Linked DNA regions of Homo sapiens: region 1 is linked to region 2. The links are chromatin contacts, found by Hi-C or POLR2A ChIA-PET in ENCODE. All regions are on one chromosome and are shown on one strand. Each heading gives the region's core, a stretch centred on a gene start or an enhancer-like site at or near the end of the contact. The rest is flanking DNA. Distances are from core to core; before and after follow the strand shown.

Region 1 (5,982 bases), core at 667-3,166, 140 kb after region 2:
AGCACTGGGTGATTTTACAACTTGGTTAAACGCAAGCTGTCACTTCCATGGCTAGTGGATTGATCATTTACCAATCTTTAAAGAACAGTTCTGTCAAGCAAACCTAACCAATCCTTCTCTGATGTGTCAGACATATTTCAGGATCTCTTGGGATTTCAGAGTACTCTTGGAACTATCATTCCCATTGCACAGATCTGTCCACTAAAAGAGTAGGAAGCTTATGGGAAGAGCTAGTGCATTTAGTCTAGAGAAAGGTTGACTCAGTCTACAAATACAGGAAGGGCCAGACAAATTTGGTCTCTCCCAGGGAGCAGAACCATGTCCAATACATGGAGGGAGGGAGCTGGCTGCCTTGGGGACATTCAAAGAAAGACTGTATATGCATCAGCCAGGATGCATAGAGGGAGTGTTTATGTCTCCCATGAGGGCTGGTTTCCAAGACATTCCCACCTGTTATGGACTGTATTCCCCCAAAATGTATATGTTGAAGCCGTAACCCTCAATGTGATGGTGTTAAGGAGCAGGACCTTTGGGAGGTGATGAGGTTTCGATGAGGTCATGTGGGTGGAGTGTCCATGATGAGGTTAGTGCCCTTATAAAAAGAGGATGAGATACCAGAGCTTCCCAGCCTCCAGAACTGTGAGAAATAAATGTCTTTGACTTAAACCACCGAGTCTAGGGTATTTTGTTACAGCAGCAGGACTGGCTAGGATACCACCCACGAGTCCTTAATTTCATGGAGGTTAAAGAGATGGGGCTGAGTCTACACCAACCTTATGAGATGCCCTGAACATTATAAAAAAGAAAGAAAATTTGCTCCTTTGTCTCCTCTCAAAAGCAGGCAAAAATTCCTATGGTTTGTACTTTCATTGAATTCTGGATAAACAGCAATCTGACAAATCTTCATGTGTTTTCCTGGGATCTGGAAGGTGCTACTTAGCGATGGCCTGGGGGCAGAGGTATGCTGGGCTTCACTGTATCTTATGAGTCTATGAGCATTCTCAAAAGTCCTGCACTCGGAGATTGTAGTGACAGGTAGAGACCCAAATTACCAGGAGGTGACATTGGCTGAACCACTACTGCCAGAGACCACCTCTCAAGTTTTCTTCTTTTCTGTTCATCCAACTTCTCCACCATCTAATTCATGTGGCAACAATTGAGGTCTAGGTCAGAGGCAAAAAATAAAACATGCAGGAGGCCAAGGAAGAAAGGCAGACCCTTTATGTGGGAAGAGCAAGTGGCTCTCTGCATGGTAAGCCTTGAGAGACACTTATAAAGTGCCTTTGTCCCCACTCCCACCCCATCCATGCTCCCTGACCCCTCATTCTGCAAAGCTCTGCCCCACCACACTGCCATGGTGCCTTGGTCTACTGACTAGTTATACAGCAACACCAAGGCTGGATCCAGGGTATTCATTAATTCAGCAAAGCTCCAAGTAGTCATCACAGAAAAAAATATATGAATCTTGTTGTTCTTCCTTATGTTTCCTTTATTTTTCCTTGAAGTGTTTTAAAGTTACAGAAAAGTGAAAAGAACAATATAACCAGCATCCATATTTTCACCACCTAAAACAAGCCTTCTTTCTCCCATTTGCTTCTAATCACTTTATTTTGCAATAAATAAACATTTCAGATAGAGCTAAGTGTCCTTGTATTCTTGCCCCAATCCTACTCTTACATATCTGTTTGTGTCTCTTTCTTTTTATATAAATAAATATAATGTAATTATAAAATTATGAATAGGTACTGGGACACTGGGATATTTTCAGTGCTTGGGGCCCTGTTTAGAGGGACTTTGGGGTCCAGGAGAGACCTGTCACTCAGCAATGAGGTGACCCGCTCCCTGGGCTCGTGCCCAGCAGCCAGTAGGGCCTTGTGACCTCAAGCTCTCTCTCCTCCAGGCGGGAGAAGGCCAGGCAGGCTAGGGCTGCTTCCTAGAAAGCTCCGCCCAGGCTTCCCCTGGCTGGCTGGGGGGAGGCGTTTCCGGGACGCAAGACCCCGGCAGCCTGGCAGGGCCGCCCTGCGGAGGAAGCGCTTTATTCTCCGAGTGGCACGTTCGCCCCAGGCCGTGCCAAGTGCCCCGCTGGGCGGCAGGGAGTAAGGGGAACCCGCGCCACTCTGGGGGGCCCAACTAGGCCTTGGGGTTTGCAGGGAAGCCCGAGGGCACTCATTTGTTGGTGCCCTAATGATGGTAGCATTTCTTGCACACATGCATACGTCTTACAGCTCTGTGCTGGGCACTGGAATTACAAAGACGGTTTCTTCCTTCATTCATTTGTTCCACAGATAGTCATTGAGCCTCTACCTGTGCCAGGCACAGTTGTAGGTGTAGGGGAAACAGCTGGGGAACAAAATATATAAAGGTCTTTGCTCCCCTGGAGTCACATTCCAGCAGACACAATGAGTAATAGACATAAGAAGTGAGCATATTCTACTGTAGATGTTAAGTGCTATGGAAAGAAAAAAAGAAAGAGGACAGCAGGGTCGGGGAAATTAATAATAGAGGGGGGAGTGGGGAGAGAGTTGCCAAATTAGGTCTCTGGGGGAAGAGCATTCTAGGTAGAAGAAACAGAGCATGAAAAACCCTGATATGGGAGCCTGCCTGGTAGAATGTGATTTATGCAGAGATGGTTTCCTCCCTCAGACACTTGAGCCTCATCTGGACTCTCTAAGCTCCCCTAGAGGAAAAAATGTAAAATTTCCCTAAGGCAGGGCCCACAGTGAGTGGCCACATCTGAGCTCCAATGGCTACTATGATCTGCAGGATAAAATTTATACACCTTGGGACACCCACAGGTATCCTCATTATCTGGACCTCGTGTATCACTCCAGTTCCATTTCCCACCCGTTTCTACTTTCTCCCCTGAAGCTTGACCCGTGACTTCTGGTTCTCTAGGTGCACCATGATGCTTTATTTAGGCCTTGGCTCAGAGCATCTCCTGGAATGTAATAAATGTACTTTGCTCCTACCTGCATTTACCCGAGAAGCCCTTACTCTCCCTTTAAGACTCTGTTCAACATCACCCTCTGTGAAGACTTTTTTCATTTCCCTCTGAACATTCCAGCCCCATCCTCTGCTTGTTTGACACCTGGCACAGACCTCAACCGGCAAGTGTCTGGCTACATTGCAGCTATGCATTGACTTGTCTGTGGTCCCACTGGATGTAGTGGTTCTATCTCCCTCACCTCTGTGTCCTCAGCATCCAGCACCTGCCTCGTGCAAAGTAAGTCCTCAAGAAAGACATGCCAGGTGACTGAATGGGCAGTGCTTGGTTGCTCAGGGCCCCTGAGAGGGCCCCGGAGGCCTGCACCAGGCAGCACCTGGCCTGTCTTGAGCTATTTAACAGACTGTATTCACAGCTGTGAACTCCCGGGACAAGGATTTCCTGTGGGTGAGGGACTGGCGGGGAGAAAGGCCCTCCTTTTAACCACAGAAAATGGCAGGCTCGGGGGCATTGTTATCCAAGAGAATAGGAGGAGCCGCCCCTCTCCCTGACCCCACCCTTGCCCTGGGTGCCAGTCTGTACTGGTGCACAACTCCTGGAAACTCTGGTCAGAAATGTGCTTCCTCTCCCTCCCCCAGGGACTCTGAGCACTCCTGGGGCAGTGGCGCCTCAGCTGCTGAGATCAAGGTACACAAAGAGTGTGCTGGGCTGGTGGATTGGCCACCACTCAGCCCCCAAGGCCTGCCCAGTCTTTCCTTGAAAGTCCTTCGCCACTGGTCCTTTTCTTCCCATTCCCACCTCCACAGTCCTAATCCATGCCCCTGGCATCTCATCTGGATGGCATGAATGTCTCTGACTCACCACCTTGTCTCCAGTCCCTACCAGTTCCTACTGTCTCCTGCCAATGTTTAGAATCACCTTCAGATACCTCTTTTCAAAGTCACCTCTTTGTTTGGAAATGTGCAGCAGATGCCTCTCATTGTCCAAAGGACAAAGTCTGGACACTCAAACCTGGCATTCTTAGTCCTTTGCAAACTGACCCCAACTCTCTTGTGTGTACTTTTCCCTACTTCTCCCCTTCACCAGCCTCCTTCCAACAGTCTACACACTGTCCCTCAAATGTCCCAGCTCTGTGCTTTACCCGTCCTGAAAGCCTTTCCCAATCCTCTGTGGCAGTCCAGCCCTAACAATCCTTCTGCACTCCCAGACAGTCCTGGCTCAAGCCATGTCTGAGCTCTGTGTCCTTTGTGCATATACCTCTACAACAGTTATTTGATAACCAATTGGATGGTCAATCTTGAAAACTTTTAAGGTCCCTTCAGTCCTGCAGTTCTATGCTACCATATGTTTTTGCTGTTATTTTTCACAAGTCTGTCTTAGTTCTCCATTTACAGAGTAAGAAACCTGAGGACCAGACCTTGCCTCATATTGGTCTGCATCTTCTGTGATATAGTAGTGCCTGGCACAGGGTAGGAGCCTCAATATGGGTTTACTAATGGAAGATTCCAGACCCCCATCTGCAGGTATGGCCATTCTCAGTAGTTCCCTGTTCAGTTCCCTTATGCAGGGGCTCTCACATACTTGCCTTCTGAAGGGGAGCTGATAAATATATACATATCAATACGTACATATTAATATATTTGTCCTCCAAAGGGAATCTGCATTGTGAAAGGTATCTAGAAAGAACATTCAGCTTTAGTGGTGGGATGCCAGTTACCAGTGAAGGCAAAATGCTTGGCATAGGAACCTTCCTTGGAGCCATCTCCCTACCTTCTTTCCCTGGATGTTCTGCCAGCTCTAGACTGGGGGGATAGAAAGAGGAGAAAAAAACCATTTACAAGGAAACTCCCTCTCACTCCTTCACTCTGTGCAAACTTTACCTCCCTAGATGTCATCCTGAGAAGAAACCCTGAATATGGGTTGTCAGGGTGAAGGGAAGGAGGGGTCGTCCCTATTCCTCCATCACTAGTCAGCAAGGCTGCCTGAGCTCCAGCTGGCACCATGCCCTGAAGGAAGGAGCTAGCTCAGTCCTCCTGGGCCAACAGACCTGCTGGGAAGAGAAATGTTACTCGAGTAAAGGAGAGTGAGACAGACTGTCAATGGCACATAGGGTTCAGAGCAAGAAAGATGTGTGCGGGAAAGAAGAGGGAGGGAGAAACAAACCTGCATTTATTTGAGCATCTGTTATGTGCCAGGCACTGTGCTGGTCACATTCATCATCTAATGTTCTCAACGATCTTGATAACTGTCCTTAGCTCCATTCTCCGATATAGAAGTTCATTTCTTCTCAGACCGTTTCTCTATTGTTCTTTTTTCTGTTTTTTTAATAAGCTCATGAAGTATTGATAGTCATTATAGATATGGCATATAAAAGAATATAAAAGTGTATGGAAGAAAATAAAAATCACATATAATCCCATGCCCAAGATAAATCATTGCTAGCATTTAAGTGTGTGCATTCCTAGTTTTAAAATTCATTTTAAACATATATTTAAAATATGTATATACAATTTTCTGTTCTTCTTTTAATGACCTTTATAACAAAAATTTTCCATGTCATTAAAATTTCTTTTTTTTTTCTTTTTTTTAAATTTTTTTTATTTGATTATTATTACGCTTTAAGTTTTAGGGTACATGTGCACAACGTGCAGGTTAGTTACATATGTATACATGTGCCATGCTGGTGTGCTGCACCCATTAACTCGTCATTTAGCATTAGGTATATCTCCTAAAGCTATCCCTCCCCCCTCCCCCCACCCCACAACAGTCCCCAGAGTGTGATGGTCCCCTTCCTGTGTCCATGTGTTCTCATTGTTCAATTCCCACCTATGAGTGAGAATATGCGGTGTTTGGTTTTTTCTTCTTGCGATAGTTTACTGAGAATGATGATTTCCAATTTCATCCATGTCCCTACAAATGACATGAACTCATCATTTTTTATGGCTGCATAGTATTCCATGGTGTATATGTGCCACATTTTCTTAATCCAGTCTATCGTTGTTGGACATTTGGGTTGGTTCCAAGTCTTTGCTATTGTG
Region 2 (5,572 bases), core at 1,610-4,109:
CCTTGAAAAAGGGCATGTCTCCCAGTGTCACTCCAAGAGTTATTGCTTGCTTTCTTTTTTTCCCCAAGTGGAATTCTGGAACTCTCCTTCTTTCCCATTGGCAGGTTTGAGGTTTACAGTTACTTTCTTTACTAAAGCTATTCACTGGGCAGACCCTGATACACAATGCCTCTATTAGTCTGGAAAGTCTTTTCTCAAAAGATACAACCAATTATTATTTTTATTATTATTATTTATTATTTCTAAATCAGAGTCTCAAAGCATAAAAAGAAAAAATAAACAAATATAAGTAAGGGCACGTGACTTTATCTGCCTGGGCCTCAGCTGGATAAAAAGACCTCTGAACCACCCAAGTTCAGAGCCCTTCACTGACTGACCACGCTCTTTGTTTGAGATTCTCTTTTTGGGTTTCCCAAACACCAAAGTCCTCGGTGGTTGCTCTGTCTCAAGTCCCAACCATCAAGCGTTGTGCTTGCTTACAGATCATTTCCAGCCTTCTTCTCTTGTCACACTGTATGTGATCCTTTTCTCAAAAAATCTCACCCACATTCATTCTTTTCCTCCAGCCCAAACCTTCACATATCACACCTAGTCAGCATGTCCAGTGAGGTGCTTCCAAGGGACCAATAATGTTCAGCATGCACGAGCTGAACTGCTGCTATCCTCCTGCCTCCCTCCAAAGCCTGGGCCTTCCTGGTATGTCATAAGTGCTCAGTAGATGTCCATCACATGGAGAAATGGAGGCTGTCTTTATCTCTAATCACCTTTGATTTTGTAAACTCTACCAGATTATGTCCTCCCTGATGAAGAGGAGGACTCTTCTTAACCGGCCTCATTCGCCTGAGCCTGTGCAGCCTCGTTGTCCATCAAACCACAGGTCTAGGCCCATAACAGGGCATAAGCACAGCCCTGTACCCCTTCTTATTGGCATATATGCATATATGCACACGTGCGCGCACAAACACATTTCTTAGCCGTTGGAAAGCACCGCATGGTCTTAAAGCAAATACCTTCCATGGCCAAATTAAACAAATACAAATGTAAGACTTCTTTTTTAAGAATAATAAAATCTGTTTTCTGTCCCTTCAGAGGTCAGTCCATTTTCAGCCTCCTAACCTTGAATGAGGCCTCTGATATCCTCCAAGTAACTTGGGTGACCCCCACTTTGCAGGAAGACGTGCCTTCCCTACATCCCCGTCAAATTGTGTGGAGTTACATTTGTGTTTCCTCAGCTCTTTATCTGGGCTGGGGTGACCTAAAAGGGGCTAACCAATCTCCTAGCACGTGGCTCCTTATGTGGCTGGACATGGAAGACATACGCCTACTAGTTTTGGCAGCTTCTGGTCCTGACAAAGGAGCTTGAAGTGCGGTTTTCTGGCCTTCCTGTCCGGGAATTCTGGACCCGGTATTGGGTTCTACGGTCCACTTCCGCCAGGCTCCAAGAACGCCCCCAGAAAGGTTACTCTTGGTCCTTTAGCTGGAGTGGCCCTTTCTGTGATGACAGAGTGCTGGCTGGACTTGGAGCTACAAATCACTGGGCCCAAAAGAGGTGAAACCAGCAATCCTTGCCTTCTAAGGCAGTGATGATGTCCTGTTTCTCCCTCTGGTTTTAGAACTTGCCATCCTAGTACTCTGGCCTCATGTCCATCTCTCCTTCTAGACCCTAGACCTCTCCTTGAAAACAGGGATTGTGTCTTTCTTCCCTCTCCCTATCCTGAAACAGACTCTAAGTAGAAACTCAATAACTATTATAGAATTATTACATAGTAGGGGCAAGTAGTCAATGAATATATCAGTGATTGTAATCATGCTGCCAATTTGATGGACGCTAAAATGGACTTCATAGAGACCCTGCCCATCATTTCGTTCTGACATTCAGTGAACATTGAATACTGGGTACTTTGCAGGGCCCTGAGGACCAATCATCATTTCGTTCTGACATTCAGTGAACATTGAATACTGGGTACTTTGCAGGGCCCTGAGGACCAATCTGTGAACACGAAGGCACCATGTCTGTTCTCCTGGAGTTCATGTGAGGAAACCAATAATGCTCAAGGCAATAAGCAAAATAATGACAAGTTGTCATTGTTGTAGAGGAGCTGACCAAAGTGCTGTGACTGACATTAAAGGAAGGGTTGGGGGTGGTAGTGAGGGGCTGCTTCAGGTAAAGTGGCCAAGAGAGGCATCTTTGGGATAAAGGCAGAGACCTCACAACAAGAGGGTGTTGCTTGGTTCTCTTCCTGAGTATAATAGGGAGAATGGGTTGGAGAGTGCAAGAGAATGTTGGATTCAGCTGCCTCTGATGGTTTTGGCCTTAGTTTTAATAATTTTCAATAAAAATGTTTTACTCATTCCATACATTATCTGGAAATGTGTGTTCACATCATCTGGCTGCTTGGGGCCACGATCTGTGAATTCACTTTTCTGCTCTTATTCCTTCATCCATTTGACCAGTAGGTATTGAGACACTGGGATGCATCAGACACTGTGGGAACTTGGAGACCCTGCCCTCATGGAATGGTCCCTTGTGGAGGATAGACACTCATAGTGGAACAGGAGACAGGGACCATCTGAAGGTTCCTCTGGCCTTCTAGCCTTTTCCATCATCATACACTCTCCTGATCCAAACTGGATGGATGAGGCTAGAAGGCCATGGGGGACCACAAAGGGCCTCTCACACCATGCTAACAACCCTGCTTCTGGGGTGCCATTGAAGAATGCAAGCAGCAGGGGAGCATCATCTGATTTACATTTCGTGTAAAAATGCCTGCTGGCAAAGGTTTGCTCCAAAGTGGAAAGGGAAAACATTTGGTGTGCAACAGCCAGGACTGCAAGTTCAAGCAAGTTCTTTCACGGGCTCCAGCTGCCTTCGCTTCCTGGATCTTAGACTGGAAAGGCCCTTGGGGATTAACTCATCCAGCCGTCTTATCTCATATTTGAGGACAGTAATGCTCAGAAAAGTGACTTGCTTGTGGTCACTCTGTCCTGGGCTTTGCCCAAACAGCTGTTTTGATGACCAAGTTGATTGGCCTGGAGAGAGATAGGGGAACTAGGTGTAAGTGTCACGACGGATCGTCAGGCTAGCTCACCCACATGCTGGAAACACAAGGCAATGCCTGCTTCCCCTCAGCAGGGATCAGGATTTTATCCATGAATATTAAGGATAAGAATGTACTTTCATTATTGTGGGTTAAAAAAAGTAATTGGATGATCATGCAATCAGATAAGCAATTCTGTAGTGATTCCAAGGCTTAATGCCCAGGTACAGCCACAGGCTGTTTATTATTATTTTTTCTATTGGCGGGATCAACCAGGTACCAGGCTATTTATTTTGGCTTCAAACCGAGATGTTGTTTGACACCTCAGGCTTCCAGCTGTCAGTGTAGTGTCTAAAAGTCTTCTCTCTCCAGTTGAGAGGACATCTATTTGATCAAAATAGCATTGTCTGGCTTATCTGTTACATCTTATAAGCATGTTTCCATGAGTTAGAAACAACCACCACCCCAACAACTACAACTGTGTTCTCTATCCCATGAAAGGGCGGGCGTGTGGACACGATGTATATTTTTTTCTCCTCAAACAACACAGTGAAGTGATTCAGAGCATGGAAGTGGGGTCAGGCAGGGTGGACTCTGTTGCTCACTCACCACCTGTGTGTCCTGGGCCAGTCAAGTAACCCCTCAAACTCTTTTTCCTCATCTAGCAGGTAGGGATAATAACAGTCTTACCAGATTCACAGAGCACTTGTGGGATTAAATGAAGTAAGAGATAGAAAAGATTTAACACTGAGCTTGGGATACAAAAGCATTTGGAAGAAGAAAAGTAGTTAATTGTGTTGCTCCTAAATGATTGAATTTTCCTATGCAAAGACTTGGAGAGATTTTCCCTGGAGATTGGCCCAGAATGAAATATTATCTTTGACTCTCGGTTATCAGCACTGCAATGGAGAACTTGAAAAAAATTTACCTTGGGTTCAGAAACAAATTATGCTTTTTTTTTTTTTTTTTTTTTTTTTTTAATGTAGGGGAAGTAGACACACTTTGCTTGTCTTTGTGTTTGGCCTCTGGTGGTCTTTGAGGGACTTGCTTCCTGAGAGTGATGGGAGGTGCCTATGTAGAGAATGTCAGGAAGAGGGTGCCTGCCAGTCATCAACATTTGCCACAATGTTGATCTGGAAAAAACGTCTTTCTCTCAAGTGTATTGTTAAATTTATGAAGGTGCTGGTACCATCTGCCAGAAGAACCAATATTCCCATCTGATTGACCACAGTCATTCTCAAGTCTCCACTATTTGTCCCAAAACAAGCAGGATTTCTTCATAATCTCCCTCGAGGGCCTGCTCTAGGACATGAAGTAATTTTTCTAATCTCTTATCTTCAAGTAACTGGAGGAATTTGCTGTTATTTCTGCAGCACTCAGGCCTGAGCTTTGTGGAATTTGCATGCCAGGGAAGTGAGGGCATTGGAAAACGAGCGAAGAATAAAGGAGCATTACAGGGCTCTTCTGTGGTGAATTTTCAAGTCAAGCATAAAAGAATTGTTTCCTATTCTTTCTGATATGTTAAGGGCCTCACGCGTGCTAACGCTTTGCTAGATGCTGTATGGTTTACAGAAGGAGAGTTTTCTGGCTGTTATTCTTAGGGAATCTACCATCAATATAGAAAAATACAATTTTCCAAATGGGAAATGATAAATTCAGATGAGATAGCTGAGGTGCAGGGTAAAGAAAACAGGATTCCACCAAACATCTACAGTTCAGGTCCCAGTCACCTCCCTAGCCTTGTTTACTCACCCCCACCCCACCTTAAGTTCTTTATCTGCAAACCTATGATGATACCCGCTGCCCAGGGCTGTTGTGGGAAGGAAAGGAATACTGTCTGTGATAGCACACAGTGGCAGCCAGTCCTGAGAAGTTGAAGGGTCTGGAAGCTGTCGCATGAATCCTGTTGATCAACATCTGCACAGCCTCACCCCTACCTGTGAGCCCCACTGTCTTTGCTTTCTTCCCTGGGAACTTTGTGTTTCCGTGCACAGTGTCACTCCCCAGTCCCGGGGAAAGGAATCTTGACTTTCTCACCGGGCTATGCTAAAAGTCTCAGTCAGTCTCATCTCTGTTCCACATCATTTGTCCCTTTCCCCTAAGTTACAGTTGCATATACTTCATATGTTTCATCCCACAGCATCTATCTCAGTGCTTTATACACATAAAAGACCTTAAGTATTTTTCAAAAATAAAAGGAGTTTTAGGGATTTAGTGACTTGCACTGGCAGGGAATGTGTATTTTAAGAAATGAGTGTTAGAGACCCCTGGAGGAGGCAGAATTTCTGGGATATCATGGATCAGGCACTGTGCTAGCACTTTCGCAGAGGTTACATCATTCCATCCTGGCAATCCTATCCCCAGTTAACAGATAAGAAAACTGAGTCTTAAAGATATGTTGGACCAGCCCAACCTTATCCAGCTGGTAAGTGGCAGAGTTGGGATATAGATTCAGAACTGCCTCACTTCTTGTCTGACATCGGGAAGAGAAAATATGGGGACCCACCCAACATCTCAGATCACATGTAGGCACA

The links. Hi-C counts contacts between places; a loop is a spot of excess contacts on that map. ChIA-PET counts read pairs that join two places held with the same protein, here RNA polymerase II (POLR2A).
Region 1: a loop to region 2 is called in a map of heart right ventricle, with 2.3 times the contacts of the local background. The contact joins two enhancer-like sites. A Hi-C loop is called at or near these places in 2 of 168 maps with a recorded cell type or tissue (heart left ventricle and heart right ventricle). POLR2A ChIA-PET finds 5 or more read pairs at or near these places in 1 of 52 experiments (endothelial cell of umbilical vein).

What each region holds. Positions count from the first base shown.
Region 1 is chr2:46,274,200-46,280,181 of GRCh38, forward strand. All of the region lies in intron 2 of LOC101926974 (a long non-coding RNA gene), which reads left to right. Among named protein-coding and RNA genes, the nearest start is that of EPAS1, 20 kb to the right of the region's middle. Within about 2 kb of position 1,917, at least 16 of the 41 ENCODE cell types and tissues checked have a DNase peak (open chromatin) inside an H3K27ac peak, as active enhancers do; they include endothelial cell of umbilical vein, heart left ventricle and heart right ventricle, where a contact is called at or near this core.
Region 2 is chr2:46,131,757-46,137,328 of GRCh38, forward strand. All of the region lies in intron 11 of PRKCE (protein kinase C epsilon), which reads left to right. Among named protein-coding and RNA genes, the nearest start is that of EPAS1, 160 kb to the right of the region's middle. Within about 2 kb of position 2,860, at least 16 of the 41 ENCODE cell types and tissues checked have a DNase peak (open chromatin) inside an H3K27ac peak, as active enhancers do; they include endothelial cell of umbilical vein, heart left ventricle and heart right ventricle, where a contact is called at or near this core.